Linked DNA regions of Mus musculus: region 1 is linked to region 2. Evidence: chromatin contacts called from ENCODE Hi-C or POLR2A ChIA-PET data. All regions are on one chromosome and are shown on one strand. The core of a region is the stretch at or near the end of the contact, and the rest is flanking DNA. Distances in the headings are between cores, read along the strand shown.

Region 1 (2,700 bases), core at 130-2,629, 50 kb before region 2:
GCTGTGTAAAATCCGGGCCATTCATCACCATTTGGCACATCTGGGGTCCTCTGGATAAACCCCAGCAACAGGAAAAGGAAGGCTGGCACCACCATTCTGATGACCAGCCATCCCAGGACCAAGGGGACTTAGGCCAGGGCTCTCCCAGTATTTCTTTTTATTCTGTGTGTTGTTCTAGATGGTTTCCATTTACTGTATCTAGTTCTTAATTTTTTTTTAGAACAGACAGGAGGTGGGCTCTGATATGAGGCCCCTTCGCAGATCAGTTTAGATTCTACAGCTGCTGTGAGACTCAGGACAAGTTAAAGAGACCCTCCATTCCACATGTCAAAAACAAAGACTGCAACAATTTGGACTCCTATGGGCCTGAGATAGATGCAATGCACAGCCACTGCTACCGGTCTCTATTAGTTGGATTCCTGGCAAAAGAAATGGAAGTTTTAAGGTCAGTTAGATGATAGATGTTCTCCTAGTATTAATAAAAAGAAAGAAAGGAAAAAAAAGAAAGGTCTCTTGCAAGTGGACACATAGAAATTATATTTTAAAAAATTGATCTGCCTGCTTCTGGTTTTGACTCGGGGTGGAGGGGAGCGGTTAAAAGGAAACAGGGTAGCCCCAGGCAAAGCACGGTCATACCCAGACTGTGCAGCACACTGCATAAGAAAGTTCCAGTCATTCCCACCAAATAAACAGTCGCATGGAAGAAACATATGCTATCCTACCCGAGTGCTAGGGTACATCTCACAGAAAGGGGAACCGCAGATGGGGGGGGGGAGAAGGGGGGAGGCCAAAGATTATATTATTCGCATCCCAGAGGGTTAGAGAATTCCAAGTATGCTTTAGGAGGGGGTGGGGAGGAAGTCTTGATAACAAGTGTATCTGAATACCAGAATCTAACTTTGGCTAAGTTACACGTTGACTTAAAATAATTGCCAAAGAATTCTATCAATAAGTAGATGGTATTTCTTAGCAATCTCCCTTCCTGTACATCACTCCAGCAGATTTGATGGAAGCGATATTCCCACTTGAAATAAGTCTACAAACCAACTCTCAAAGCACATTTAAAGTGACATTTTTCTCACCCACAGGAATCCTTCCTATTCTTCTATGTGAAAAATTTATTTTTCATTCTGCATATTTTATCCAAACATGACTTAAAAAAAATCCCAGAATGTTAACCCTATTAAACAGTAAGCCTTAGGAGAAATTATATTCCTTTACAGAGACTCAACAGATGCTGAAGTAAAACATTCCTTCTTGCCTGGGCCGTCTTTTAAGTAATTTTCCAAAGGACAAGTGTTAGCTTAAAAATAAAACAAACAAGCAAAGGGGGCGGGGCAAGCATCCCATCCGCCCGCCATTGGTGTTCAGCCTCTCCAGATATCAGGCAAGAAGCAGCCGGAGGAAACAGCCTTGGTAACTGTGCCTGACTCTCTCAGGCTGCAGACAGACCTGTCCCCAGAAGGAGCCATTAAATCAAACAGACGTTTTGAAATATAGCCAGAGACATATTTATTCTAACTTGGGCTAAAATTCTCCTGTTTATTTTCAAGTGTGAGGGGAAGATAAGTTTGATAAATGCTTGGGTGAAGGTAGTCTGGTTTGAAAATGTGATTTCTCAAAGAGCGCAAGGCATTGATTCCCTTTGTGATGGCGTCTGGGCAGATAGCATTTAAGATCTTGAAGCCCCAGATTTATCACCTTATGCTTTTGAAGCACTGGTGGGTTGGTAAATGTCTTAACAGCACATTGGTTCTCACAGGGCACACTGAAGAGGATGTATAGTCTGTGCCAATTGCCTTGGTGTAAACACCCCTAACGTGGCTTGATCAGGCCTACCAAGGAGGCGTGACTGCAGATGCAGCTACGGAAAGCTCAGCACACTTGGCCCTCGGGAGCCAATGACATAGAGCATGCTCCACAGGAGCCAACGGGAATTCACGTAGCATGCCCCACGGGAGCCAATGACATACACCACGCCCCACGCGAGCCAATGAAGTGCAGCACGCCCCTGCAACTGAGTGCATCGGGAGCACTAGACAGGCCAGAGCTGTACCAGCGGCCATCTTTCTTTCTAAAACTTGAAGCATTCAGTTTTTCCTTCTTACAGTCTCTGTCACAAAAGGATTAACAATGTTGGAAACAATCAATTGCAAAGCCCTTGGGGGGTGGGGACTGTTAATAAACAGAACGACTCCTTAATCTTATCGGCTACTAATCCTCTCCAACAACTCAGAGCCAGGCCTCGAAGAAATCGGCTGTCTCAATGTCCTCTGTCAGCAAGGCTTTGGAGTCTTTCCCCCAACATAGTGCGGTCATCAACAAACTCCTGAAAACAGAGCTGACATCACAGTTAAAATCAAGTGCCCGACTTTAAGAATTTTACCAGCCAGGCGCTGTACAATCTCAGGGGAAGGAATCATTTGTTATAAGGTGCTCCGGGCTCATTTATAATCTTGCCCTCAGCAAGGACTATGTTGTTAGTGTGTATGCACGTGAGTACGGTGCATGTGTGTGTACATGTGTGTGCACGCACACACGCACGCTTGTGGAGGACCTAAGTGTGTATATGGGGAGACCTGAGGCCAATATCAGGTGTCTTCCTGTACCTATCTCCACCTTCTTCTTCTTCTTCTTCTTCTTCTTCTTCTTCTTCTTCTTCTTCTTCTTCTTCTTCTTCTTCTTCTTCTTCTTCTTCTT
Region 2 (2,700 bases), core at 126-2,625:
GATCCGGGAGTGAGAGGGAGCTCGGTAGGGGGTGTGTGGAAGCCAAGGCTGGGGGAAGGGGTGTCCCGCGAAGGGAAGTCCCCTAAATTCCAGCCGGCCTCTCCACACTCGGATGCGCGAGCTGAGCTATTGCACACTTCCTTCCCAGGTGCGGGAGGAGACCCCGCGGCTTCCTGTTGCTGCGGCTGTGACCCGCAAGTGCTCCCTGCACACCCCACCCGGAGTGGCCTCTGGGGCTGTGTCTGCGAACGCCAGCACCAGCAACAGATCCTCCCCGCGCTGAAAACTTGCAATGCGGCTGTGAAGGGGCGCGGGGGTGGGGTGGGGGCTAATGCAAAGCAGAGGCGGTGTCAGAGGCAACCAGGGTTCCAGCCTCCTCCTCCTCCTCCTCCTCCTCCTCCTCCTCCTCCTCCTCCTCCTCCTCCTCCTCCCCCTCCTCCTCCTCCTCCCTCCTCCTCCTATTCCTTCCCTCCTATTCCTTCCCTCCCTCCTCCCTCCTCCTCCTCCTCCCGGAGAAGCAGCCGTACGGCTGCAGCTCCATCTACAGCAACAGCCAGCATCTCCGCCGCCAGGCTCCCCTCTGGATTTAGGCCGTGAGCAGCCGCAGCGACAGCTCGAGACAAAAATAAACTCTCCCTATCCAAAGCTCGGCGCGGCTCAGTCAGAGCCCTCACTCCCCAGCGCCGCGCCAGCCCACCCGGGAGGTTTCCCTGGGCCTGCTTGACCCACGACCATCAGATGTGTGTGCGCGCGCGTGTGATTTAGGCATCCTGCCCCCGGTCCCCGCCGCCGCCTGCGGGCCGGAGTGTCCTCGCCCTCCGGTCCCAGGCCCAAGGCGATGCGGTTGGGGGCGCACGCCTTACGCAGGGACCGCGGGAGCCCGTATCACGGCTTTCCCAGGCGGCAGGGCGGACCCCGAGGGAAATGCAGATTCCTCCCTTCCGCACACGCCCCCCAAGGACCTCAAAGAAGAAAAGTTAGGTTTAGGGGCTCTATCGTCCCATCTCAGCTCCCGTGGCGAGGCGAGCAGAGACTAAGCGCCGGACCCTCTGGGGGCCGCTCGCTTCCAGCATCTGACACCCAGAACTTCTGGGTAGAAGAGCGAAGCCCCCGGGAAAGGGTCGGAGGAACCACTGGGTGCCTCGCCCGGGACAGCAGAAGGGACGCTCACCTCCACGCAGCTCATCCCTGCGGCTCGGGGCCCTGCGCGCGGGTCCGGGGCCGTAGCAGCAATCAGTGGGGTTGGGGGCGCTCGGAGCGCGGGCTGCGGGCCATGCCGTCGGGGCTGGCGGCGCGCGGAGAGGGCAGCGCTGCGGGTTCGGGGCGCTATCGCTGCCGCCACTGCTGCCTCCAGTGTCGGCTCGCGAAGGACTGAGCCGCCCGGAGCTCCCCACATGCTACTGATTAACATACACCATTACATCATGGGCTTGGCAGGGAGCGCCCGAGCGGGGGGAGAGGAACCCGGGCGGCGGCGGCGGCACGCGGGGGAGTCGGGGGAGGGGGGGAGGATCCCCGGGCCCGGCGGGCGGCGGGTTGGGGGGAGGGACGGATTCCTAAGCCCGGGCCATAGAGGAGGAGGGAGCCAAGTGGGAGGAGCGGAAGAGCGCAGATTGGAAGATCTGCGTAGAGAAACACAGAAGTTTGGGGAAGGGGAGGGGTCCGGGTGAATTCCTCTCGGCTGCCACCCGCGTGTTCTACAACGGCCAGGGCACCGGAGCCTCCGGAGCTGGGACAGGAGTGAATCCCAACGGAGCTGGACTGGAGCGAGAACGGTGCTGCCACCCGCCGCTCGCCCTTGGGAATGTGGCTCCCCAGGTCCAGTGACCCTTTGGCCTGGGACCTGTGGGTGGCTGACTGGTCCCGTGGGTGACTGACTGGTGTAGACCGTAAACACCCGGAGTCACTGTCTCTGGGGGCTTGGACGGATTCCTGGGGTCTGGGACGCATGAAGTAGCAGAGGGCGGCGAAGGGCACAACGCGCAGGGCTAGATGTGTCTGGCCGCGGTGCTCCACGAGGCCCTTGTCTAGGAGAAGCAAGCAGAGCCTGGTCGATCACCCTCAGCCCAAGTCCGGCGCTGGATGCCCTTTATTTTTGCAGTCCTCCATACCCGCCTCAGGCCTCGCTTTCCCGAGAGGAGGAGGCGGACTTCGGGAGCCTGATCTCAAGCTATGCTTGGCGCGCGGCTGTGGCTTGTGGCCTGGAGCTGTGGCCCCAGGCGCCCTGGGCGACGGGGAGGCGTGGCGAGACCACCTGTCAGCACCACGGAGTTTGGGGGACGCGGCTTTCACCTGTGCCTGCAGAGGGCGGGGCCAGAGGCTGGGCCGGGATTTGTCGCTGGAAGCTCTAGGTCGCCTACTATAAAATGCTTGCATGGGTCAATTACCCAAAAGAAGGGTTGACTAAAAATACCCTAAAGCCTAGACATTTCTGCATCTTCTAATGCGAACGGTCACAAAGGGACTGGCCAAAATCCAGCCTGTTTCAGAAGAAACACCGAGCCTTCGAATTTGTTTTCCAGAGACTTGGGAGCATTTATAAACGAGAGCTGGAAAAGCAAACGTGGGTCTGCCCTGCTCTAGCTAGCACAGTTTTAAAGGTAAAGTGTCCAAGGCCTTATTCCTCCACCTTTCAGCTCCCACACTAGCATCTGGATTTCCAATCCTTTCTTCTACCCTGCTCCTCGGATTTCATGTCTG

Evidence for each region. Hi-C counts contacts between places; a loop is a spot of excess contacts on that map. ChIA-PET counts read pairs that join two places held with the same protein, here RNA polymerase II (POLR2A).
Region 1: a loop to region 2 is called in a map of gastrocnemius, with 2.7 times the contacts of the local background. The contact joins the enhancer-like site here to the promoter of Samd4 in region 2. A Hi-C loop is called at or near these places in 10 of 37 maps with a recorded cell type or tissue (adrenal gland, gastrocnemius, heart and 1 more). POLR2A ChIA-PET finds 5 or more read pairs at or near these places in 1 of 5 experiments (Patski).

Annotation. Positions count from the first base shown.
Region 1 is chr14:46,931,575-46,934,274 of GRCm38, reverse strand. All of the region lies in intron 2 of Samd4 (sterile alpha motif domain containing 4), which reads right to left. Among named protein-coding and RNA genes, the nearest start is that of Gm52120, 11 kb to the left of the region's middle. Within about 2 kb of position 1,379, at least 1 of the 3 ENCODE cell types and tissues checked has a DNase peak (open chromatin) inside an H3K27ac peak, as active enhancers do; it is heart, where a contact is called at or near this core.
Region 2 is chr14:46,881,640-46,884,339 of GRCm38, reverse strand. Samd4 (sterile alpha motif domain containing 4) reads right to left here and starts at 1,375. Exons shown (of 13, transcript NM_001037221.2): 1 at 1,172-1,375. It overlaps Gm34934 (a long non-coding RNA gene), which reads left to right and starts at 1,541. Exons shown (of 2, transcript XR_383407.3): 1 at 1,541-2,600.